Regions from separate parts of the Mus musculus genome. Here all the other regions are linked to region 3. A link is a loop called in an ENCODE intact Hi-C map of the cell type or tissue named here. Cell type or tissue: gastrocnemius. All regions are shown on one strand. Region 1 overlaps Map3k6 (mitogen-activated protein kinase kinase kinase 6). Region 2 overlaps Wdtc1 (WD and tetratricopeptide repeats 1). Region 3 holds the start of Gm36599 (a long non-coding RNA gene). Region 4 holds the start of Gpr3 (G-protein coupled receptor 3). Region 5 has its middle 5.8 kb from the start of Mir7017. Region 6 overlaps Wdtc1 (WD and tetratricopeptide repeats 1).

What was found. Hi-C counts contacts between places; a loop is a spot of excess contacts. Peaks named below come from ENCODE experiments on the same cell type or tissue, not always from the same donor. Only the 100,000 strongest peaks of a DNase experiment are listed, where the experiment ranks them.
Region 1: a loop joins it to region 3, with 11 times the contacts of the local background. A loop is called at or near these places in 7 of 42 quality-filtered maps.
Region 2: a loop joins it to region 3, with 10 times the contacts of the local background. A loop is called at or near these places in 29 of 42 quality-filtered maps.
Region 4: it touches region 3 in a loop (5-fold over the local background); 20 of 42 quality-filtered maps call a loop at or near these places.
Region 5: it touches region 3 in a loop (3-fold over the local background); 21 of 42 quality-filtered maps call a loop at or near these places.
Region 6: a loop joins it to region 3, with 4 times the contacts of the local background. A loop is called at or near these places in 28 of 42 quality-filtered maps.

Annotation. Positions count from the first base shown.
Region 1 is chr4:133,248,410-133,252,409 of GRCm38, forward strand. Map3k6 (mitogen-activated protein kinase kinase kinase 6) reads left to right here. Exons shown (of 29, transcript NM_016693.5): 17 at 1-115; 18 at 383-488; 19 at 1,253-1,410; 20 at 1,521-1,713; 21 at 1,799-1,937; 22 at 2,240-2,396; 23 at 2,515-2,691; 24 at 2,933-3,038; 25 at 3,202-3,364; 26 at 3,450-3,562; 27 at 3,646-3,719; 28 at 3,991-4,000. Among named protein-coding and RNA genes, the nearest start is that of Map3k6, 9.6 kb to the left of the region's middle. In gastrocnemius, no CTCF peak of the experiment used is centred here; DNase peaks (open chromatin) are centred at 2,408 and 3,038; H3K4me3 peaks cover 1,032 bases; H3K27ac peaks cover 788 bases.
Region 2 is chr4:133,297,442-133,301,441 of GRCm38, forward strand. Wdtc1 (WD and tetratricopeptide repeats 1) reads right to left here. Exons shown (of 16, transcript NM_199306.4): 12 at 3,120-3,293; 13 at 1-214. Among named protein-coding and RNA genes, the nearest start is that of Tmem222, 22 kb to the left of the region's middle. In gastrocnemius, no CTCF peak of the experiment used is centred here; DNase peaks (open chromatin) are centred at 490, 1,638, 2,502 and 3,209; H3K27ac peaks cover 2,345 bases.
Region 3 is chr4:133,007,168-133,011,167 of GRCm38, forward strand. It overlaps Gm36599 (a long non-coding RNA gene), which reads right to left and starts at 985. Exons shown (of 3, transcript XR_390813.3): 1 at 861-985. In gastrocnemius, a CTCF peak has its summit at 2,160 (motif pointing right); DNase peaks (open chromatin) are centred at 1,034, 2,173 and 3,676; H3K4me3 peaks cover 548 bases; H3K27ac peaks cover 541 bases.
Region 4 is chr4:133,210,358-133,214,357 of GRCm38, forward strand. It overlaps Gpr3 (G-protein coupled receptor 3), which reads right to left and starts at 2,179. Exons shown (of 2, transcript NM_008154.3): 1 at 2,062-2,179; 2 at 1-1,007. The coding sequence starts at 1,002. The coding sequence ends at 10. In gastrocnemius, a CTCF peak has its summit at 2,398 (motif pointing left); DNase peaks (open chromatin) are centred at 385, 681, 1,489, 1,769 and 2 more places; H3K4me3 peaks cover 1,312 bases; H3K27ac peaks cover 273 bases.
Region 5 is chr4:133,199,496-133,203,495 of GRCm38, forward strand. It overlaps a transcript of Wasf2 not described here. Among named protein-coding and RNA genes, the nearest start is that of Mir7017, 5.8 kb to the left of the region's middle. In gastrocnemius, a CTCF peak has its summit at 1,873 (motif pointing left); DNase peaks (open chromatin) are centred at 1,028 and 1,866; H3K4me3 peaks cover 516 bases; H3K27ac peaks cover 1,948 bases.
Region 6 is chr4:133,292,158-133,296,157 of GRCm38, forward strand. Wdtc1 (WD and tetratricopeptide repeats 1) reads right to left here. Exons shown (of 16, transcript NM_199306.4): 15 at 3,041-3,233; 16 at 309-2,228. The coding sequence ends at 2,031. Among named protein-coding and RNA genes, the nearest start is that of Tmem222, 16 kb to the left of the region's middle. In gastrocnemius, no CTCF peak of the experiment used is centred here; DNase peaks (open chromatin) are centred at 1,172 and 2,127.

The DNA.
Region 1 (4,000 bases), 240 kb after region 3:
GTCAGTGTGGGGACCCCTAAAGGACAACGAGAGCACTATTAGCTTCTATACACGTCAGATCCTACAAGGACTCAGCTACCTCCATGAGAACCGTATCGTTCACAGAGACATCAAGGTCAGCCCTGTGGCTGCTCCGGGTGTGTGGAGACACAGTACCAAACTGAAGCTGACAGTAATGGTGGGAGAGAGCACACTTTGGCAGAGGGTGGGGGACCTATCAAAGAGGTCCCTTAAAGGCGAAAAAGTCACATCTGTGGAAGATCAGACATGAGCTCCTTTACACTCATAGAGGCTCAGGATGTAATATCAGGAGATTTGGGGGTCTCGGGATGGGGGGGTCTGGTTTATAGCAGAGCCCAATCCCAGTGTCCTCTTCAATCAGGGAGACAATGTTCTGATCAACACCTTCAGTGGGCTGCTCAAGATTTCTGACTTTGGCACCTCTAAGCGGCTGGCAGGCATCACACCGTGCACGGAGACTTTCACAGGTAATGGGGGGTGGGGGTGGGGTGAGGATGTCAAGCTCTTGGAGACTTCTGGGGAATGGAGGTTTTTTCTTGGCACAGAGTTACAATTTTAAAGATTTATTTATTTTATGTATATGAGTACACTGTAGCTGTATAGATGGTTGTGAGCCTTCATGTGGTTGTTGGGAATTGAATTTAGGACCTCTGCTCTCTCTAGTCGGCCCAGCTTGCTCAGTCCCTGACTGCTCTGGCCCAAAGATTTACTTATTATTATAAATAAGTACATTGTAGCTGTCTTCAGACACACCAGAAGAGGGTGTCAGATCTCATTAAGGGTGGTTGTGAGCCACCATGTGGTTGCTGGGAATTGGACTCAGGGACCTTCGGAAGAGCAGTCAGTGTTCTTACCCGATGAGCCATCTCACCAGCCCTTGAATTACAGTTTTAATGGTGAATGGAAGGAATCTGGCTGGAGACAGGTGACTGGATCCAGGAACCGCTGGTAAAATCTATACTCCAAGGTTGGGTAACTAATGAGAAAGACCTCAGCATCAAAAACGGATGCAAGGCCGCTTGTGTTGGGGGTGTGAGACGGGTTGGTAGAATTTGAAGGGAGGACGATGTAGCGTCACGTACAAGCCAGAACCCTCCTGATGGTTGAACGATATGCAGCCTAGAATGAAGGACGGAAGCTTGGCAGGTGACGGGGCCTAGGTGTGCACATGGCCAGTGGATGATGGAGACTTGATGCCTACCTGGCATCGTTGTTCCTATTTGTGGTCTAGGGACTCTGCAGTATATGGCCCCGGAAATCATCGACCAGGGCCCGCGAGGATATGGGAAGGCAGCTGACATCTGGTCTCTGGGCTGCACTGTAATCGAGATGGCAACAGGTCGACCGCCCTTCCATGAACTAGGGAGCCCTCAGGCTGCGATGTTTCAGGCGAGTCTCTCTGGGGTATGGCCTATGGAGGGTGGGCGGAGCCAGATGGGGCCTTCAGCACCTCTGATCTGATCGTGGGGTTATCTATCCCATCTGCCCCACCTCCGCAGGTGGGCATGTACAAGGTACATCCACCCGTGCCCGGTTCCCTGTCAGCTGAGGCCCAAGCCTTCCTCCTCCGAACTTTTGAGCCAGATCCCCGCCTCCGAGCCAGTGCCCAAGAGCTGCTGGGAGACCCCTTCCTTCAGCCAGGAAAGAGGAGCCGCAGCCCGGGCTCTCCTCGGCATACTCCCCGGCCCTCAGGTGCTATGAGGGTGGAGGGGGACAACCTAGTGAAGGGGAGAGGGGTTGATGAGGCGAAAAGACTAACAGCTTGTTCCTCCCTCAGGCGCCCCTTCCGGTCCTTCCAGTCCTTCAGCTGACTCAGCCACACAGTCTCAGACATTCCCAAGGCCCCAGGCACCCTCTCAGCACCCACCCAGCCCCCCAAAGCGCTGCCTTAGTTATGGGGACACCAGTCAGCTCCGGTGAGCGCCTAGGGTCCTGGAGTGGGTTCTCTTCATCTTTTTTTTGCCGTTGTATTAATTTCCTCCAGAAAAAAAGGCCTCCCTGGGTCGCAAACACCTTGACCACTTCCAAGGACCGTATCTACTACCTCCTGCCCTCTCCCAGATGCCGGTAGCATTCACTCTGCCAACCCCCAGATGGGCTTAATTTCTATTATCCCCGTGAAGTAGGCATAAAAGAGCCAAGATTCAAACCCTGCAACATAGGTGGTTGGTTGCATGGTGTTGCCCACCCTCCATCTAATGCCCCTCATTGTGCCCAGTGTGCCCGAGGAGCCCGCTGCCGAGGAACCCGCGTCCCCAGAAGAGAGTTCAGGCCTGAGTCTGCTGCACCAGGAGAGCAAGCGCCGGGCCATGCTGGCTGCGGTGCTGGAACAGGAGGTGCCCACACTAGCAGAGAATCTCCTGGAACAGGAACAGGTGGGCGGCCCGCCCCAGCGCCCCCTGGTGGTCGAGCTGGGATAAGAATTTATAGTCCACCGGCGAGCATCTCTGTTGACTGCGGATGCGAACATCCACGGACGTCCCCTCTTTTTAGGACTCTCGACTCAGCAAGATTCATGTGGAACTTCTGCTTCGGTGCCTTGGGGCACAAATCCACACTCCTAACCGCCGGCAGCTGGCCCAGGAGCTGCGGACCCTGCAAGCTCAGCTGCGGGCCCAGAGCCTGGGCCCTGCGCTTTTGAAGGGGCCGCTCTTCGCCTTTCCAGACGCGGTGAGGAAGCTATCTCGAAGTTAGGGCTATGCAATAACAGGTCGCGAGCAAGATCTTGATGTTCCAGGATTCTATGATTTCCAGGAAGACGCATGTCCAGTCCTGGCTTCCCTGTCCCACCCTTGACCCCAAGTCCGCCCACCTCTTTTAGACTGCAGCCGACTTTCTAGGGCTTTGCAACTCAAGCCCCACCTCTGTTTGAGATTCAACTGTCTCAACCGCGCCTTCCTTCCCTCCCCAGGTGAAGCAGATCCTCCGCAGACGCCAGATCCGCCCACACTGGATGTTCGTGTTGGACTCGCTGCTCAGCCGTGCAGTCCGGGCGGCGATGGCGGTGCTGGACGCGGGTAGGTGGGGTTGGATCCCGCCGGCCGGCCGGGGCGGGGTGCGTGGCCCTGGGGGCGTGGCGAACATAAAATTGGTACTTCGCGGCTCTCCCTTCTCCCTGACCGTCTGGGGTCCTAAACGGGCGCGGCGCCCACCTGGAGCTCAGTCTACTCAAATTGGTAGAGTCGGAGAAGAAAGCGGTCTTACCGAGGTCAGAAGAGTCGAGTAAAGAGGAGTCCCAGCAGAAACCTCAGGAGAGCCAGGCGCTGCAGAGCCAGCTCCCACCAGAGCAGGGACCCCCATCGTTGATGGTGGAGTTGGGCCTTTTGCGAGCCGAGACTGACAGGTGAAGCCTTTTGGAATCACCCGGATAAGCTGCAGAGGCTCCAATCTGCAGGCCCTTCCATTCTACCACCCCTACCTTCCCACAGGCTTCGGGACCTTCTGGCTGAGAAGGAACGTGAGTGCCAGGCGCTGGTGCAACAGGCCCTGCATCGGGTGCATGCAGAGACCAGGAAGTATGCCCCAGCTTCAGAGACCCCAGGTGAGCCGACTTGACTGGGAAATGGTGAAGGTAAGGCCACAGAGAACACCTTTGCCCTCCCTCATCACCTGCCTTTTTGACAGCCACTCTCCCAAAGGACCAGAACCTGGTGCGGTGGCTACAGGAACTGAGTGTAGATCCAGCCACTATCCAAACGGTGAGTGAGTGTGAGCTGGCTCCCACCACCCACCCACCAAAGGCATCTCCTCTGTCTTCCAGCTATTCAAACTTTGTCATTGCTGCAAAGATGCTCAATACTGAAAGAGCCCTTAGTATGCACCTCTCCTCTCATTATAGGGATGGGGAAACTCAGGCCACAAGGGGGCCGCCTGCCTGAGAGTTCTGTTAGAAGCAAGAACCGAGTTTCTAGTTGAATTTCTGTGCAACTTGATCTTTCTCTGTTTCTGTGGTTCTCGGTTCATAACCAGCTCCTGAGTC
Region 2 (4,000 bases), 290 kb after region 3:
GGCAGCTGTGATGTCCCGGCCTAATGCGTCACATGCACTGCTGTGGGCCTGCTCTGGGAACTTCCCTTTGAAGTCATCCAGGCACTCCAGAGCCTCGGCCACATACTTCAGTTCAAAGAGGCACCGGGCCAGACGGAAGTGTGCCTTCAGGTGGCAAGGGTTTAGGGAGATGGCCTTGAGGCAGTCCCGGAGGGCATCATAGTGGTCCCCGTCCCTGAGAAGGTACAGGAACATAGCTTAGAGGTGAGAGAGGCCCTGTGGCAGATACAAGGTTCCCACCATCTTCTGTGGCTACTTCTAGGCCATCTCTGACAACCCTCAGGGTGAGGAGATAAGGAGATGAAGCCTTGGCGAAGCCCACTGCTCCCTCCCTGGGAGCAGGAGTAAGCTGAGGCTCAAGCCAGGAGCCTGAGGCTTGGCGAGTAAAGAGCAGTGTCGGGCTGCCCTCTGCTGGGCGTAGGCTGCAACTGTGCACTGTTCACCTCAGGCACCCGCAGCTCTGCAGCAGAAGGCCTGGCATCCTGCCCACCGCAGACTCCCCAAGCCCTCCTTCTCTTTTCCTTCATCCACCTCCTCAAATCCCCCTGCTGGTCTTCAAAGCTATGTCCAAGGCAGGGGGCCCTCAAGGACAGTTCTGTGGCCTGGAGAAGCCAGAAGTGTTAGGCCAGGGACTCAGGGTCTGACCAGCATGCCCTCAGCCAGACCCCCCTCTGTCCTGGCTGACTGATCTGCAGCAGCTGTGGCCTCCACCTCCTGGGGCTGGAGGATGGGGCCTGACTGTCTGGCAAAGTCAGCTCTCTGGAAGCTGATGGTGAGGGGGCTGTGCACACCAGGAGCTCCAAATCCTCTCTACTCTTTTCTCCAATGGACAAGTATGGATAAAGGGGAGTGTAGGCTTTCTGTTGGAGGGGTAGAGGGAGACGCCCTCTTTTCCAGGCCCACCTCCCTGTTGCCAGAAACCCAATTTGGTTTCTCATCTGTACAGCCAAGCAGCAATGAGAGTCACTTTCCCCTTTAGAAACCTGTAAATGTTTGTATTTTCAATGCTGGGGATTGAACCTCCCCGCTTCCTACTGGGCTGGGGTGGGTCTACTATGCTTACAGCAAGCAGCACTCACTAATGCCAAGGGTCCCTTCACCAAGGGCACAGGTCACAGGTGTCTCCTGACCTCTCTCGCCATACAGTCAGGAGGAGCACCCAGCCCTTGGAGTAGCCACTTAAGACTCTAACCGACAGCTAAGCAATGTGGGGCAGGCAGGAAGCAGAGCTGCTTTGATGGTGTGCTCTGCGTCAGAACGAGTGCCTATGACGAAGGAGCAGGCGCTGTTTGGAAACCCAGTTACTGCCTGCAAGGTGCCCCTTTCTGAGCTCCTAGCAAGAGCCAGACCAGAGACCAGCCAGGAACCAGAGGGTGGTCTGTTTCCAGGAGCAGATGGTAGCCCTGGGGAGGCTGGCCTGGGACAGAACGTGACATTCTAGGGGTCACTGGCAGGCATGTGGGGATGGGGAAAAAAAAAGAGCAGGCTGGCCCCAGGGCTCACCCATCCTAGATGTACTGCCAGATCAATCTCCCTGAAAAGACAGCCCTCTGCACGTCCTCGCTCAAAGCTCTCCAGTAGCTGCCCATCACACACTGAATCAAGGCCAAATGCCACCCTCTGCATTCCAAGCCCTTTCCAGGCAAGCCCCAGGCTACCTCACAGACTCATCCCCTGCCAGTCCTTTCCAGAACCCTCTGCTCCAGCCAAATGGATTTGCTGTTCTGAGGCAGGCTCTTCAGTCAGTCCCCCGCCCCCACGCCTTTGTTCACACCATTTCCTCTCCCTGCAGTGTCCTTCCCCACAGTCCTCTCCTCCCCCTCATCTCCTTGTCTGAGCTGCCCACATTTAGAGCCCATTCAGACACGACATCTTTCTGAGGCTTCCCTGATCCTGAGCTGAGGTGACTCAACTCTTCTTGGTAACCCACAGCACTATACCTGACCATTTCCAAGACTTACTGCTTCCTGCATCTTTCCTATTTCATGCCGAACTATGCCAGAGAGTTTATTCTCGTTCAGTGGCTGGGCACTCTGGGGCACAGGGACTCAGAGTGATAGAACTCTGTCTCCCCAGTACCTAGCACACAGTGGGAACTCAGAAAACAAGCTGTGAATTCAGAAATCACCAACTTCTCTCAGCAAAAATACAGACACGAAGCTGAGCTCTCAGCCAAGTCAAGATGAAGGGGTTGTCACACCCTACCCAACCAGTGTAACAGAGGTGACACAACTCAGATGGCTGGGCCCCAGATAGTCCTCTTTTGAATGTGGGTGCCCCTTGATCCCTGGGGAAAGTCCCGAGGCTTCAGCTAACTGCTCTGTGTGTGGCATCTCCCCCACTCCCATCCTGCTGACTTGAGTGGGTTCCTTAAGCTTCCCCAGGCCTGCCTAGTTTCAGCCAGACGATGGCACACCAGCTGGCCTGTCTGTCTGGGCAGAGCCGACGGATGCCAGACGGAGCAGAAATGGCTGTGGGCCCAGCTCTATCCATCTCTAGTCTTGGCCCTGGCTGGGGGATGGGGTCTGCCTGCCTGCCTGTCTGATGGTGCTGCAGGCAGGGCTGGGACACTGATGATCTCTGCAGATGTGGGGCATCTTAGGATCCTGACCTGCCTATCCCATTATCACAGGCCAGTGTATGTCTGAGGTCTAGCTCGTATGTGGTCCAGTGATGGGTGTAAGAACCCAGAAAGCAGATTGCAGGGCCATTCAGCCTCAGACTCATTTTATAAAGGTACAAATGAGCTCTCCAAGCTCTGCAGTCGGATCTATCAAGGTCCCACTCTTCTCTCAAAAGTCCAACCCAAGCCTCAACTCTCCAGTAATTAGTATCACCACCCCTCTTAATCCCTACTTCCATTCACACCTTATAACAAAGCAACGTGTGAATCTCCCTCCCACACACTAAATGTCTTGTGCTACCTCAGCCTTAGGTAGAAAGGAGGGGGCCTATGTTCAAGAGGCCCCAAGAGCTGGGATGCCAATGCCACCTTCTGTGGATGCCCTAGCAACTTGGTCTCATGGCCCAGGTGCTTCAGCCCTTGTTCTGACCGAGAAACCCCTGCGGTTCCCACTCACCACTTGCGCTTCATGTAGGCGGCAGCTCGGTTGCCATAGAGCATAGCGTTGTGCGGGGCCTTCTGCACAGCCTGGCTGTAGAGCTGGATGGCCTGGGTCCACTGCTGGCAGGCGAAGGCTTCATTGGCCTGCTGCTTCACACGCTCCAGGTATGGGGGCAGCTCCACCTGGGGGCTGCGAGGGAAGGAGAGCCAAGTCAGACCACTTAAAGATTAGTAGCCCTACCCAAGGGCCACGCATGGTTTTGTGGACCCTGGCACCTCACTGCCATCTAGGAGATGGGGCCACTTTCATGCTGAGCTTGGGCCATTATCTATTACCATGAAAGAATATGCATAATTCCAAGTGCTTTGAGCCAGTAAAGGAGCGGCAGGAAAGCCATTACCAACCAAATGCTGGGGTTCGGGTGACAGCCACTGGTGCCACCTTCATCTGCACTGAACTAATCTTGTGACCACTCTACTTCCTCCTATGGGAAAAGTCTGTCTCAAGGACGAGACAACAGAGGGGTGGGAAGAGAACAGAGGCAGGGATGTACTGTAATGGGAACTACTGTAATGGGACGGATTATCTGCATGGGAGACCAAGTCAATACTCAGAGGCAGCTAGCCTCTGGACCCTTACCCCAGGGCTGGGGCAGAAGGACAAACTTCAATCTGGGTATGTTTGGCAGCCTCTCAGATAGAAGCTGCCTTTGGAACACTAGCTGCCCTCTAAGAAGCCCCTCTGGCCCAACCTCTACCATCTGGGATTCACAACTGGGTTGAGGTCAGGAGGGAGGGTTTTTTGTTTGTGTGTGTGTGTGTGTGTGTGTGTGTGTGTGTGCGTGCACATGCATACATGCATTGTATGTGTGTGTTTTGTTGAGATTTTTGTATTAT
Region 3 (4,000 bases):
AGGCCAGCCTGGTCTACAAAGTGAGTTCCAGGACAGCCAGGGCTATAAAGAGAAACCCTGTCTCGAAAAACCAAAAAAGAGAAAAAAAAGCAAGAGACAGAATTGAGTGGATGCAGAGACAGGAAATGAAGCTGCTGGAAAGTCGAATTAGGTATGAGTGGAGTGCACTACACTGACAGTGGGTTAGTGCCAAAAATGGAGATGGTGAATTATTTGAAGTCCTGGTCAGCCATGTGCTTGGCTGGGATTCTAACCCTTGGACAACAGCGTTAGAAGGCAAAATAGAGTTTTGTGGGGGGTTTTCAAAATTGTGTGTGTGTGTGTGTGTGTGTGTGTGTACAGTGTCTGTGGATACCAAAGTTTCCCCCACGCCCACCCTGCACCCGAGCTGAAATCACAATTAGTGGCAAGAAACTCTGGTCTTCTAGGAGACCAGCTGAAAGGCTGTGACCCTCCGGCCCCTGATTTGTTTTGCTTTTGAGATGGGGCTTAGGGTGAGGTGGCGGGCATGCCTCAGGCTGGCTAGGAAATATGTCATCTACATTAGCTTCAAACTCCAGCCTCCTGAACACCGGCGCTGGGATTCCAGGCACAAGCTCAGCCTCCACTTCGTGACTAGGGTAGAGGAGGGATAACAGAAGAGACAGGAGGACATCCACTCTGAACACATGGAACCACACTAGGTCACGCTTCTAGGACACATAGCTTTGACCAGGCCCGTGAACTGAGCATATCACTATACTTGATAACACCTACGGAATTATCAGTGGTGTCCCAGGCTAAGCACACACAGACAGACAACAATGTGCTGACCTACAGTTAGAGAGATAACCGAAGGCAAGCCAAGGACACACACTTACCCCCCAAGACTCGGTGGAGAGAGCCAGGACCTTGTACACCCTGATGGACACAGGAATTTACACATATGCCGTGTGACCGTCAAGGACCTTACCCTACCCCCCTCTGTCTTCTCCAGGTCCCTCACCACCTCTGGCAGGAACAAAGCTGACCTTTGCCCTGTGGCCTCTGGCCTCTCCTCCCACACCCCCTGCCCCAGAGGGAGGAGCTGTTTGAAGTCTGGGCTGCAGCTGGGGTTTCCTGTTGCCTAGAGGAATGTGGGAGGATTGTGCAGGGGAGGGGAGAGGGGCTGGTCTGAAGGAGGGTAAAGTGGGGGCCCGTAGTAGTTTTCACTGTCAGGGGGGCTTCCTGCTACCCTGATCTCCTGGACCCTAGATCTAGCCATTGCATTCGATGGCGGGTAAAGCTGGGACAGAGTGGCTCTAGTCCAGGGCACATCTTGTTCTTGGATCTGCAGCTCAGTGGCTCAGGAAAGTTCAGGAAAGCTTGTTAGGTCCCAGTTTCTTCTTGTATGGAGGAAACTGAATTACTCTATAGCAATTCAGACATCCTTTCTGGAAGCCCCAGAACCTTTGTATTCAGAGAGGGGGCACCCATCGTTTCTCCCCTTTCTATGAATCCCAGGGACTATCAGTCATTGCCGTTCTTTTGTTTTGTTTTGTTTTTTGAGATAGGGTTTCTCTGTGTAGCCCTTGCTGTCCTGGAACTCACTTTGTAGACCAGGCTGGCCTCGAACTCAGAAATCTGCCTGCCTCTGCCTCCCAAGTGCTGGGATTAAAGGAGTGTGCCACCACTGCCCGGCTGTCATTGCCATTCTTATTATAACCTAATCTCTCCTCTACCTTGCCAGTTTTCTATTTATTTATTTATTTGTTTATTTATTTATTTATTCTAGAGGGAGTCTCTCATGTAGCCCAGGCTGGCCTTGTGTACCTGTACAGCTGAAGATGACCTTAGATTTCTGATCCTCCTGCTTCCACTTTCCCTATGCTGGGGTTACAGGCACATACCATTCAGGAACCTGAGTCTATTTTATCCATGGAAACCTGGGCCTCTGACAACACAACAAATAAAGGCAAGCCCAGGTGTGCCTGGATCCCAGTTTACACGGCCTTTAAAACCTTAGGTCCCCACAGTTTTATCTTTACTTTCAAGTAATATTTCCTGGGTCTGAATATACTAGGTTTTGTCTCCAGTGAAACAAACGTGGTTGGAGGAAGCTGACCCCAGAAAGAGGAGAGGCTCTTCCTAGCTCTTCCTCAGCTTAAATCACCGGAGCAGATATGGAGATTGGACACTAGGTGGCAGCAGCATCCCGCATAATAGTTCATGTGCAGTTTGGGGGACCCCTTCCCCAACATACTTTGGAAAGGCTCCATAAGAAAAACCTGTCCCTAAATTCCAGGAAGGCTCTGCTGTGTTTTGTTTCTAGGAATCTGTAACCCTTTGGGGCTACCCACTACTTCTGCAGAGGGGACACCTGAAGCAGCCTGGAGAATTTGGAGCATATTTGGGAAATTCTACCTAACTTCTTTTTCGTGTGCCTTTTGCCACCTAACTAGCCATTCCCCCCGCCCCCTTTATGCTTTTCTTGAATATCGATTAGTCCCATCTTTCCTGGGGCTCTCTGCCACCAGTATGATCTCATCCCAACCTCTGCCTACATTTAATTCAAGCAGTAAGGGTCTTCCTATCCTTGGTAAAGGTGGGTGAGGCATTAGAGATGGGCAGACCTGGGAGTCTCTCACACCCATCAGCACTAAAGTTTGCCCTATGGGCGGCAGTTATGGCAAGACACCAAAAGTTCTGCTTGTGATGACCTCAGAGTTGAGTTTTGAAGCTACAAAGGATCGCTAAAGCACCTCCTGCTTTTATTAATGCCCGTTCTTATCATAATCAGTTCTTGGGGTTACTTTGTCTGCAAGCGAAGTGGCCCCTAGACAGAGGCCTCTCCAGCTGGCCACATGTGCCACGATGCCACATCAGTGGGTGTGCTTTTTAGAGCCTCCCCTGTTACTTGCTTTCTGGAAAAGTTTCAATTGCTCTATAGGTAGGGACTGGGAGAGATGGAGGGATGGTGAAGGTGGTGTGGATGTGTTGTTAGCATAATGTCACCATCTAAACATGTGTTGACTAGCAATTACCCTGCAAGAGCAAAGAAGGCATCAGAAGCAGGTGGATCAGGGAGTAAAGGCATTGCTAGAGAAGCTTAGGACATGGGGCAAGATGGACTAAGTTGGCAGACATTGGCCAAAGGAATGTCAGACACAGTCATGAGTTGGGATCAGCTCAGAAGCAGTCAATAGACAAGTAGCAGGGCAGTGATCACTGCATCACTCATCTGTTTCTTCTGCAAACCTTATCTACCTTAGTGCCAAGGGAGGACACATAGACACAGGGAAGAAAGATCAACAGTAAAGGATGGCGGGGACGCGGGGGGGGGGGGGTGGAGTAGAGGGAATCACCACTCTGTTACCGCCCAAGGGTTAAGGAAGGAAGGAAGCTTTGAAATTATCCAGATGCTGAATCTACCACTTTCTAATCGGGACACCTGGGCTCCGGAACTCTTATATCTAAAATAGAAATAAGGTCTCGTAGGGTTTTTTCTGCAAGGCTCCAAGGACCCCGTGCTGCCCGGGTGCTCAGTAAATGGCAGCCGCGGCAATTCTCCTTTCAGAGCTGTCCAGCCACCTCCCTGGGGGTAACAAAGCCTTCCTCAGAGGCGCACATTCCCATCTGTGGGATAGGCAAGGCAGGGGGCCCAGAGCCAGGGGCTGGAGAACAGATGTGACCTGAAGAGGAGGTAGGTGAAAGTGCTGCGCCCAACCCCCACGCCGCAGCAGGCGCTGGAGAACTGTTGAATTCCGCTCACAAACAATTGTTCAAATTCAGAAGGCATGGTATCTACACTTTGTCCAGAATTTTTTGCGCCCTCGCCGCCCGTGGACGACAATAAAAAGTAGGCGCTGGAAGAACTAAATCCAGGGCTGAGTTTGAGGCGAAGGGCCACGAAATGCGGAGGAGACTGTAGCGTTTCCAGAGCGGCTTTCTTGCCAAACGCCTCTTCTGATAGGAAAAACGTCCCCAAATTGAAAGTGTAGGTCCTCTCGTCTCTCCATGGGCCCTCTCAACGTGTTTGGGA
Region 4 (4,000 bases), 200 kb after region 3:
AGGATGAAACTAGACATCACTAGGGGACCGGGACCGGAATGGAATCTTGGAAGTGGAACAGCAGCAGCAGATGGCCCACAGCACCTTCTGCACATCTTGGTTGCGAAAGGCGTAGATGACAGGGTTGATCATGGAGTTGTAGGTGGCTGGGAGCAGGGTAAGATAGGTGTAGAGACGGGGAGAGTCGGCATCTCCCAGGAGGCAGTAGACAGTGAAGGGCAACCAACAGGCAGCAAAGGCGCCAAGCACCACAGCCAATGTGGCGATGCCCTTGCGGGTGGCCACGTAGTGAGAGGCAGGCAGCAGGTGTCGTTGGAGGGCGATCTGCTGGGCATGGCGGCAGACGATGCGGCAGATCTGGGCATAGAGCTGCAACATGATGCCAAACACCATGAAGAAGGCGATGGCCAGAACCACCAGATGGTTCTTGGAGAGTGGATAGACCACACCACACGTGGTCAGGCCATCCCGGCAGTTCCAGGCCAGCACGGGAACCAGCCCCAGGCCCAGGGCACCCACCCACACCAAGGCCAGCATCACATAAGTCCGAGTTACCGTTGTCTCTGAGTAGTAAGTGAGAGCATTGTACAGGGAAAGGTAGCGGTCAACGGTAATGGCCAGCAGGCTGCCGATGCTGGCAGTGAAGGCCATTGCTAGCACGCCGACCAGCATCAAGCTCATCTCTGGTGAGCCAATGCAGAAGTCAGCCGCAAAGTGCAGGACCAGGCCCAGGCCTGCCAGCAGGTCTGCTACGGCCAAGCTACCCACCAGCAGGAACATGGGGGCGCGGAAGGCAGGAGTGCCCACAATGATGGCCACCACCAGCGCGTTCTCGCAGGACACCAGGGTGCCTGAGATGCACAGCACCACATCCCAGGCCCTGGGAGAGGGCAGCAGTGTAGCTGGGCCTGTGGGTTCCTCTACTGGGTCCACGCTGCTCACGTTCACACTGCCTGAGCCAGCTGAGAACCAGGCCATAGAGCTTCCTGCTCCCCACATCATGGTACCTGTAGAAGAAAGGTCCTATGAGATGCTGGCAGGCCCGTATCCTGACAGGAGGCCCTTCGAGAAAAGAAAGCTGTCAGGATAACAGGTAGGGTACGGATGTCCTGCACACCCCACACCCCCAATTCATGTCCTGTGGTTTTTGTCCTCTGATGCCTCCAGGCCTCTAAACAGGGGTCCCTTTTTCTCGGTGATCCCTTTTCTGTGTCCCTTCACCCTCCCCTCCATTCCTCTAAGTCCTGAAGACCTCTTGGCCACACGTGGTCAAAGAAGTGAATCAAAGCTTACCATAAGTGAATAGGGGAAGCACAGGATTCAAGGTGTGCCCTCAATAGGCTCATGAATAGGGGAGGGAAACACGTCAAGAAGAAGAGCAGTCAGCTCCCTCCCACCAGACACGATGACTTGGTTCCTGAAGCTCCCAGACCCCTCACGATTCATGGGCACTGCCAGCCTCAAGCTCCGCCCCCAGGCAAAGCCGGTGCAGCTTCTTGCCAGCCCCCACTCGACATTCCCAGGGTAACACCTGGGAACTCATTTCCCCTACACTCTCCCAGACTTCTGACTCCGGACAGACACCCCACACACACTGCCCCCTTCTTCCTCCTAACCACTGGGTCTCCGTAGCAGACACCCCCTGGTGAAAGCCGGATTCCTGAGTCAGACCCCTCCTTCTGCCCGGACACCTGGATCTTGGGCCTGACTCCGCCTCCTGCCTTGGATAGCCGAAGCCCCAAATAAGACACCACCCGCTACTCGGACGTCTAGGTGCCCGCCCCAGACGCCTCCTGTTCTCCCAACCTCAGATGACCGCCCGTCCCTCTAGGGCCTCAGGTCCCGCAGGAATGCTCACCCTTTGCCGGGTCACCCCATCATACCACTCGAGAGCACCCGAACACTTGGGGAGCTGCCTGCTTATGCAGACTCTGCACATCCAGAGTCCCAGGTACGACCCCCCGACCCTGAGCAGGGGCAAGCAGCCTTCCGCCGGCCCGGCGCCCCTGCACGCTGTGTCCTCCCAGACTCCGGGTACCCGCGGCAGGGCCCACTACTCACCGGTGGCTCAGGACCGGGTGCGGCCGGGCCGCGGGGCGCCTCCACTCAGGTTCTGGCAGAGCAAGGTGTGCGCGGACCCCAAGAAGCCCCCGCGGCCGCGGGAGACGCGGCGTGAGTCACCCCGCCCCGCCCCGCCCCCGGCCACCGGTTTGGTGACGCCAGAAGCCCAGCAGGCCAATGGGCGCTGCGCGCTGGAGCGCAGCGCGTGCTGCGCGGCATAGTAATGAGGCCTCGCGCCGCCCGCTCCCCCATTCATAAAAAGTGACCGTGGCCGCGGCCCCGCCCCCTCCGGAGCCGGCTCTCTGTCCTTGACGCGGCGCCCTCTGCGGGTCGGGGGTTTTGGGGACACTAGTGGGAGAGCCTTAAAAGAGACTCGGGGAGGTCACAGAGGATGTGGGAAGAGGTCAAGGGATTGGGATAGTCTGCGGGGGTGATGAGTACCTTCGGTGGCAGAAACGAGCTGACATAAGACAGGTGATGGAGCGAAATGGGCGTCCCCGGTGAGGATGACAGGCTCTGCCTCTGATAGGGCCCCGAGGCGACGGTGACAGGAGCACGAGGGAGCAGGGAGGTGGGTGGCTGTGACGATATGAGCACGGTGACAGGATCTTGGAGGATGGCGGCTGTGGGACGTTGACGGTAGCGGGGTGTAGGCCTCCTCAGGACAGCCACAGCATTGTCAGGATGACTGCAGCATGATGGAGCTCGGGGACCCTAGGGTAACAGAAGTGGTGACAAGGCTTTGGAGATGAGTGTGCAGGTGAAGGAACTTCAGGTCACTGTGACCCTGTTAAGTGCTATAAAGGACTGAGGTGACGAAGCTAAATGAGAGCTGTGGGGTCCTGAAGTAAAGACCAAATGACTTGTGTGTGGGCCCCAGAGTGAGGGAACAGGGTAGGAAGTCTGACTGGACAGCGACCCAGCAGGTAAGTTGCTGTCAGGACAGGTCCCGTGATGTTGGGGTTGGAATAAGGAGCTGGGTGACGTCACTCATGTGGACCCAATAGCGTCCTCTCTGCATGGGAGGGTGCGCCTGGCAAGATTTCAAAACCTCAATTATTTATTCAAGGATCTGAAAAGCCAGAGCGAGGGCTGGGGGGGGGCGGGGGTGGTCACTTCCCCGAAGCAGCAGGAGATAGGGAGCCGGGAAGAACTTGGAAGCAGAAGGACTCGGCAGCTCCGTGCTCAGAGCAGCCTTCCTGAGCACCGGCTTAGGTACCCCAGGGGGTGGGGCAGAAAGAAAACTTGCTCTTTACTAGACCTGCCTGCGCCATCCCTAGGGAAATGCCCCATCAGATCTAACCCTAGGCACCAGTACTGTCCTTTCTCCCTTTGATCGTCTCTGGAATGTTCAAGACTTTAGGAGGGTGATGGGAGTCAGGGGTCGGATGTCGGTCTGAGGCTGAGGAAAGGAAGGAGGCCAGGAGTCAGGGAATGCGTCATAGCCTCACAGAGATGACAGAGCATGGGCTGGAGACTGGCAGGGTTTGGGCGGGATATGGGGAGTTCAGCTGGTGGAGGAGGTCAGGCCTCCAAGCCTAATCCACGCTTCCGAACCCTGTGACTTTGAGGCCCTGTTAGGCTCTCTGAAGCTGTTTTTTCATGTCTAAACGGCTGGGGACTGCTGGGGGCAGTTGGCCCGTTAGCAGCACGGGGCTGTATATTGGCTGTCAGTGGTGTATCTGGCCAGTAGAGGATGTCAGGGAAACACAGGAGGGCACAAAGAAAATGAAGAGTGGTCACAGGAGGCTCTGCCTTTGTGGGACCAGGCTAGATGGGGCTCTCCTGCTGCAGGCTCCTATGGGCAAGCTCCCTTCAGAACTCTCCTTTTAGCCATTTCATCCATAAATGGGCTTCCTGACCGGTCACAAATGACCGACTAACCTTCCCCTGGCCTTCCCTCCTTGCTTTGTTATCTTCTCAGGTGTGCAGAACTCCT
Region 5 (4,000 bases), 190 kb after region 3:
GATCTGCAGGCCTTGACCTTACTATATAGTTGAAGATGGCCTTGACCTCCTGACCCCTGCCTCAGCCATGCCTGGCTAGGACAGCCAAATTGTTGTTGTTTCAAGTCTGGTTTCATTTGCTTCCCTGCCGGGTTTATTGTGTGTACCCCATTTGTACTCCCAATAACCTGAAGATTCCATGTAACTCTTATGTACGCGCATGAATACTTTAAATGCCAACCTTTTCAATCATTTGATAAAGTCTTTGTAGTCACTCAGTCACCTTTGGTGTCTGTGTGTGTGTGTGTGTGTGTGTGTGTGTGTGTGTGTTTCGTGGGAGAAGGTAAGCAACTCTGCAGGCCACAGGTGGGTGAGGGACTCTGTAAGGGGTCCAGCATGGGTGGGCTTCAAAGGCAGGAGGCCTCTGGCTAGTTTGTAGGCACAGGTCCCCTTCTGTGAGGACAGCCCTAGAGCTGGCTGCCCACAGCTCCTTGCACCAGGCAGGAGAGGCGCACACTGAATGCTGATGCCGCCTTCCAACATCTGGCCGGCATCTTGTCTGCCTCACAGACCCAAGCAACTTACCTTAAATAGAACCGTTCACAATGGAATCCGATAAAAAGGTTTTGGACTGCTCCAAGCCCCATCTCTTGCCTGCCTGAGGAAGACTGAGGGGGCTGGGTTTGCATTCTGACCCCCCAAAATGACCTACCCAGGAAGCAACGGTTGTTGGAAGCACAGCTGTGGGTTACTGTCCCTAGGGGTAATTTATGAGCAGACACCCAGATCCAGGCCCAGTAGACACAGTGGGGTGGCCCGGGGAGACGACAGGGAGCAGAATCGGGGGGTTTGGTGAGGGGGGCGCCATGGGCCGTGGGTCACCACGCCTGCTGTTCACAGAGTCACCCACGGGCATCGCGGGAGAGGGGGCAGAAGTTTTTGAATTGTCAGCAAGTGCTGCGCCAGCCACTCTGAGCTCATCGCTGGAGGTGGGGTGCCGGGGAGGGGGCACAGAACCCCTCGCTCCCCTCCCGCGCGGCCTGTGTTTAGTCAGCACTTGGCCGCCAGAGCTGGTGACTGACAGGCAGCCAGACGCCCGCCCTGGCAGAAGACAAAATGGTGTCGGAGCCGCCCTTGGAGGAACGGGAGGGAAGGAGTGTGGTTCTGGGAAACTAGAGGCCTGTGCCTGGATGCTGTCTCCACTGCTGCCACACAGGGAAGAAAGCCCTGACACTGTGCGAGTCGGTTCGCCTCCTGGAACTAGGGAAAAATGGACATTTACCGGAGTGCCCACTACCTGCTATAGGCAGCACATGCGAAGTGTGCGAGGTCCCCAGTGGACAAGAGAGGTGCTTTGAGCTGCCTAACCCTGCCTGCTGCTATGCCATTTACGCTGCTCAACGATCCACCCCGCAGCAGGCTGAGGAGTGCCAGTGTCTAAGGTTTCCGCTCTGAGATCTTACCTGCCGCACCTACCCTGCCAGTGCTCAGTTTTACAGCTGCACTAACAGGTGAGGGTATTTTTGTTCTTTGGAGTCAAGCAAGCTTGACTGAGGCCCCAGCCATCTTTGACCTTTGGGGCAGAAGAAACCTGTGCCCTTGACTACTTGGGAACAACACCGGTTCCCTACGTCTGGGCTCCAAGCAGGTACATCCTGCCCTGTTCACACATGCATGGGTTCACGTACACGCATTTGTCTAATAAGTAGCCTACAGTCCAGGCCCAGAAAGCACACTTAGACATTGTGTACAGAGCTCTGCTCTTATGCAAAACAAGGACACAAGTCAGCACACAGCTACAGGAGCAGGCATAATTGCAAGCACATCTAAGAGGCCTCCTGAGCCATGGTGCTGGCTGGCTGCCTCGGCCAGCTGCTCACTGCCCCCTCCTGGCCACCTTTCCACCAGGGCAACCTGGCACCATTTCCTGAAGTTCTGCTCAGGGTGATTGGCAACCAGTTCTCACCTAGATTATGGAATCGGGAGCAATTTCTGGGCCTCCCTTCCCCCAGGCCCAGGGTGTGGGGCCCCAGAGGAAGCTCTTCAGGGCTTAAGGACACAGACAGCCTGAACAGCCTGAGCAATCCAAGTAGAATTGCTCTCCTGTGTGACAGCATGGCGATACCCTCCCACTCCACTCCAGGGAGCAGCCACCCCCGCCCTGCCCTAGTGTGTGCCCCACCCAGTACTCACCCTCTTTCTCTCTCTCTCTCTCTCTCTCTCTCTCTCTCTCTCTCTCTCTCTCTCTCTCTCTCACACACACACACACACACACACACACACACACACACACAAGGTTTGGAGGTATAGGCTTCCACGCTGCCCAGGCAGGAGCTGCTCCAGCTCAAAGCTCCCTGCTTTCCGGTCTGGACTTCAACTGCCTTTATTCAGCAAGGCATTGAGCCTGATACTAGGTGCAGACATTCCACTGTGGTGTTCCAGTCGGTGTCTTTGCAGCTGATAACGCTCCCAGATGTACACCCGGGTAGAGCACATCTGTAAAGGGGTCAGTGGCTTCCTCGGGACAGACTTAAAGCCTTTGGTTCCTGTTGTACAGATGTGGAAAGGCACAGAAGGGCTTTGCGGCGGGCCCAGCACCACACAGCCAACTGGCATCCGATGTCAAAATAGAAACACCTTAGTGATGCTCAAGAGAACACAGCACCTTATGAGGTTGGGCCCAGAGATAAGGAGACTGGAGCCGAGTGGCAAAGTCGGGAGCTCTTTTTCTTCAGAAAATACTCACAGGGCCAAATGAAGACTTGGGGGAAGCTCTGAGGAGGTTCTAGACTTGGACCCTCAGCAGGGAGGCTGGGGACAATGCATCTTGAAAGCTGTGTGGATTCCTCCATTGCTTCCTCCTGCACTGGGTAAATCCCTGACTTGCTTTTATGCAGAGGCATGAGACAAGTCAAAGGAGCCTCTCCCTAGCCCATGGCTGCTTGCTTGCCCATCTGTGTATGCACGCATGAGTGAGGTGTGCACATAGGCCTGGAGTACCAGTGTGTGCACTCACCTGAGTTCGTTTATGCTTGCCTCAAGTAGTGCATCTGAGTTCACGCACAGGTTTATTATCCATGACTGTGGTTAGTTGGTTTATGTGGATATTTATTTATTTTGAGACAGGGTCTCTGTAGTCCAGGCTGGCCTCAAACTACTGGTGAGCCTTTTGCCCCAGCCTCCTAAGTGTTAAAATTCTAGGTATCAGCCACTGTGCGACAATGCCTGCCTCTCTCTCTCTCTTTCTCTTTCTCTCTCTCTCTCTCTCTCTCTCTCTCTCTCTCTCTCTCTCTCTCTCTCTCTCTCTCTCCTTTCTTTTTTTAAGACAGGGTTTCTCTGTGTAATCCTGGCTGACCTGGAACTCACTCTGTAGATCAGGCTGGCCTGGAATTCAGAGATCTGCCTGCCTCTGCTTCCTGAGTGCTGAAATTCAGAGATCTGCCTGCCTCTGCTTCCTGAGTGCTGGGATTAAAGGAGTGCTGCGCCACCACAGCCTGGGCTATTAAAACAACAACAACAACAGAAATGGGGATTGAACCCCAGGCTTTGCTGTAGCCTCAGGCCCTGTGTGTGAGCTTACATACATAAACAGTGTCTGTGGGCTGGGTGACAGGACTGGAGTTGTGATGGGCACCTAGCACAATCACATAATTCAGCTGCAGGGAATCTGAGGGCACCCACACTCCCTCGGGGAAAGTGCTTGCCTAGAACATCAATCCCAGTTCAATCCCTAATACCATAATAAAACCAGGTTTGCTGGTCCACGCCTGCAATTCCAGCACTTGGGAGATGGAGATGAGGATCTGAAGTTTAATGCCATCCTTGGCTGTGTAGTGAGTTCAAGGGCAGCCTGGACTACCCTGAGACTCCGTCTAAAAGTAAAAATCAATCAATGATTTCTACATGTCTGACCGATGACTTAATGAACAGGTAAGGTTTTGCTTGAGTGTGTGCTCAATGCAGTTGGCACATTGAATCCACTTGGGAATATACAAGGGTTCCCCTGCCTTGGTGTGGAGAG
Region 6 (4,000 bases), 280 kb after region 3:
TCTTGTAATACATAAGAACCGTGCACACCGTGGATCATAGGACGGGATGTGCACCTGCCTTGGGTTCCAGTTTAAAGAATCTGAAAACTACCAAGATTTGAAATCCTTCATTTCCAAGGGGAGAAAGCCCGAGAGTAAAAGCTGATGATGTCCAATCACAGCTATCGGCCGGCCGTGGGCTTTGTACCAGGCCTGCTGGGTTGAACGACCCATGCAAGGCAGGTCTCACTCTGCTCAGCAGAGGTGTGGTTGCTCCATGTCACAGAGCCATGGTGGGGAGGGCCCCAACAAATGCCACCAGTCACAGCTAGAACAAAATGGTTTTAATCAATTGTGTCACCCTCACTCTCCTGGGAGCAGAGCAACAAAAGGCTCGGCTCCTGCCCCAGAGGACAGTAAGGCTTATGTGTCTCTCCACACTGCAGGGTCCAGGCTAGGCAGGCGGGCGGGAGACAGGAGGATGGACAGGGGGGATGGCAGGTGGCTTGAACACAGGAAAGCAAAGGGACCCTGGCTAGTTCTTGTGCCCCAGGGCCCAGCTCAACACTCTCGCTACCCCTCCCTGGCTTGAGAAAGGTCATGAGGAAGAGACAGGGGAGCAAGTCCCAGCAGCAGGAGAAGCAGCAGAGCAGCTGTTTCCTTCACCAATAAATACACTTCATTACCAAGCTAGGAGAGAGGGTGGGAAGAGGACCTGGGGTGGGCAGGAAGGGGGAGAAGCTGCCACCTGTGTCGCTGAGATTAAAGCAATGAGATGGTGCCAGACCCCCCACCACTAGCCTCACCCCCCTCGTCTCCTTAAAACTGTGAAAAAGCTTTTAACATGGCCCTCCAGTCTCCAGGGCTGCTCAGAAGCTAGACTGAGAGGAGGCACCTGGCAGAGACAGGGGTGAGGGAGGGAGAGAGGACAGGAGAGAGAGGGAGGGATGGAGGGAGGGAGGGAAGGGAGGCTGCTTCTCCCCAGAGGCTGCAGCTGGAGGGCTGCCGCCCAGAGGAAGCACACAGGGCTGGGGGAGGCTGGCATGAACCAACTCCCGGCTCCAGAGCAGGAACCAAGGGGCCAGAGGGAGAGGGAGGCTTGGTGGTGGAGTGGCCGCTGTGTCCAGTGTAAAGCTCGGGGCTGCTGAGGGGGGATGGCTGAGCTAAGGACTTTCCCAACCCCTCCCCCCAGAGCAGCAGGGGACAGAGAAAAGCCATCACTTCTTTGGTCTTTGTGGCGGCTCAGCATGTGGGTGGGAAGGAGGGCGGAGAGGGTGCAAAGGGTCCTTAGGAAGAGCCACCTCAGCAGGGTAGGCCTGGCGGGGAGCTCTGGCAGAAAGGTCACAGTGAGGCCGAGAAGCGCCCCAGGAGAGCGGCCATGGCGCGTAAGGACTCGAATGGGCAGGTGGGTGGGGAGGGAGGGACCCCACCCCGTCACACTGTAGGAAAGGCAAGGCCCTCAGAGACAGCGAGACAGCCTAGGACAGGCCAGGAGCGGGGGAGGAAGCTCCACTGCCCCCAGGCAGGTGGCCTGACCTTGCCACTGCGGGATCCTGTTTCCTATGCTTCCACCCGAACACTGGTGGCTGTGGAGGGACCTTCCGGAAAGACCACAGGGGAGCTAGCCCGGGAGTCAGGAGAGTGGCAACAACAGGCCAGGCAAGCCTCGGCCAGCAGGGAGTTCCACTCCCTTTCTGTTGCCCGCGGAGGGGCTGGGCAGTCCGTAAAGACAGCTTCAGCTCTTGCCTCTCCACTGGAGGCTGAAGGATTTTGAGAAGGGCCAGAGCCTTCCAGAGACACCGAAGCAGGAGGTAAGGGCATACGGAGGGGCTTCCCCTCCTACTTTTCTGCTGGGGCTGGGGACAGTCAAGGGACAATCAGCCCGAGAGTCAGAAAGCCAGCAAGTTGCAGCAATCCCCACCCACAAAGTCAAACTAACAAACAAAACAGGGGGGGGGGGAGAATGAAAAATGGGGGTGGGAAAGACAAACCAAAACAGAGCCCAGCCCTCTGATCTCCTGCACAGGGCTGGGTACTGGGGCCAGGAGGGTCTAGCTGGGCCGGCACTGCACCTGGCCCTCTGCGCTGTCCTCGTCATCAGAGGCCCCGGCGCCCCCGCTGCTCAGGCCTGTGATCCGATAGCCCATGTCCAGCAGCATCGCCTCCAGGGGGTTGGCATTCATGCGCCGCTGGTTGGCCTGAGATGCACCCTCCATATCTTCCACAACTCGGCCTGTGAGGTCTTCACTCTGTCAAGAAAAGGCAGGTCTAGTGAGCTCAGGGTGGAGGGACCAGGGTGGAGGGACAGGCATGAGGGAGGCACAAGTGCTGTGGCATATGCATAGGGGCTAAGGAGGGAGGCACACACTGGGATATAATATATGAGGCCATGTAAGAAGAGCACACTGGGGTATCTAAGGTTAGGCACATGGGGAGAAGCGTGGCTGCAGGAATACAAGCCAGGGGGTGCCTCACCTGGGCTGGGCTGTCCCCCACCTCTAACATCCCTTTACACTTTCTCCCCCAGGGAAAGGGGTCCTCTTTATAAAAGTTACAGCAAACCGGTCCTGGATTTATTGAGACCCACCATGTGGACTTCAGTCTGCTAGCTGTCTCTGGAAGGCTTACCTGCCCATTGGCATTGAGAGCAGAGGAGGCCACACTGGCCTAAGTGCTCTGTGCCCAAGATTGCAAAGCAATCAACTCCAAAGTCTACGCACCCCCCACCCCCAATCCTTTAACAGCTTCTGCAGGACCCCTCGCAGTAGCATATGAAGCCTGAGGTGTTCCCACACGAGGCTGGTCTAGTTCTGTTCCTCCCCTTGCACACCTGCTCTTGGTATACGGGCATTTCGCCTTCAAGGCTAGTTCAAGGATACGCCCCAAGAATGCAAAAGCCAATCTCACCCCAGAAACGTCCACTGCATTAGAGCTTCCTAGGGCCTGGGGCTCCCACTTTGCGGCTTATCTTTCCTGGCAGTCTCTAGCCTGTACGGCTGCCCTCCCTTCCCTGGCACTGAAGCCCAGCTCCAAGCAGGCCCTATGCTCCTTGTGGCCTCACCTCTGGTCGTGGGTTCCACAGTCGCACAACAGGGTCGATGCCACTGGTGGCCAGGAAGCAGTAGCTGGGATGGGGCTGCAAGCAGTTGACAATGGACTCATCCCCCTGCAGCACTCGGACGAGGTTGGTGGTCTCCTTTTCCCAGATGAAGAAGGAGCCGTCATCAGAGCCGCTGACAATGTACTGAGCATTGCTGGTGAGGGGCAAAGGACGGGAGGTCAGGAGGGAGACTGAGGCTGAGGGAAAGGCTGGAGGGAAAGGGTGAGGCCTGGGACTACTCAGTTCCTCACAGTCAAGGGGCTACCCTCGACTCAGAACTCTCCTAAGCAAATGAGTTCCCACTTCCAAGCTGCATATACCAGTCATGATTGTACGAAAACCCAGCATCAGCTGCTGGGCATGGTGGTGCACTTTCAATCCCAGCACCTGGGAGGCAGAGGCAGGCAGATCTCTTGAGATTTTAAGGCTAGCCTGGTCTACAGAGTGAGTTCTAAGACAGCCAGGGCTACACAATAAAACCCTGTCTCAAAAAACAAAAACAAAACAGAACAACAACAACAACAAAAAACCAACATCAGTGCTGTCTGGGTCCCTCCAATGTGGCACGACAGTATCCACGAGGTCATTATTATCTCACTGGTGTAGGGCCATCTCTTGTATCTATCTCTCCAAAACTTCTTGGACGCCGACTAGCAAATCCTAAGTCCATTCATCCATAATATAGGCCTCTCACACTGTTGACAGTCAGAGGGGGTTTTGGAGAGAGACCCTCTGGATGTAAGTCCAAAGGGTATAAACAAAGCAAGGGTGGGGTTTGGGGTGGGAGTGTCTGAGAACACAGGCTGTGTCCCCTAGTCCCCAGGGCACGGTCTCAGATGCCCAGCCTCATAGTTCTAGCCTCCCTTTCAGGAGCAGACAAAAGCTCCAAGTGTCCAGATAAAGCCAGCAAGCTCTGGGCCA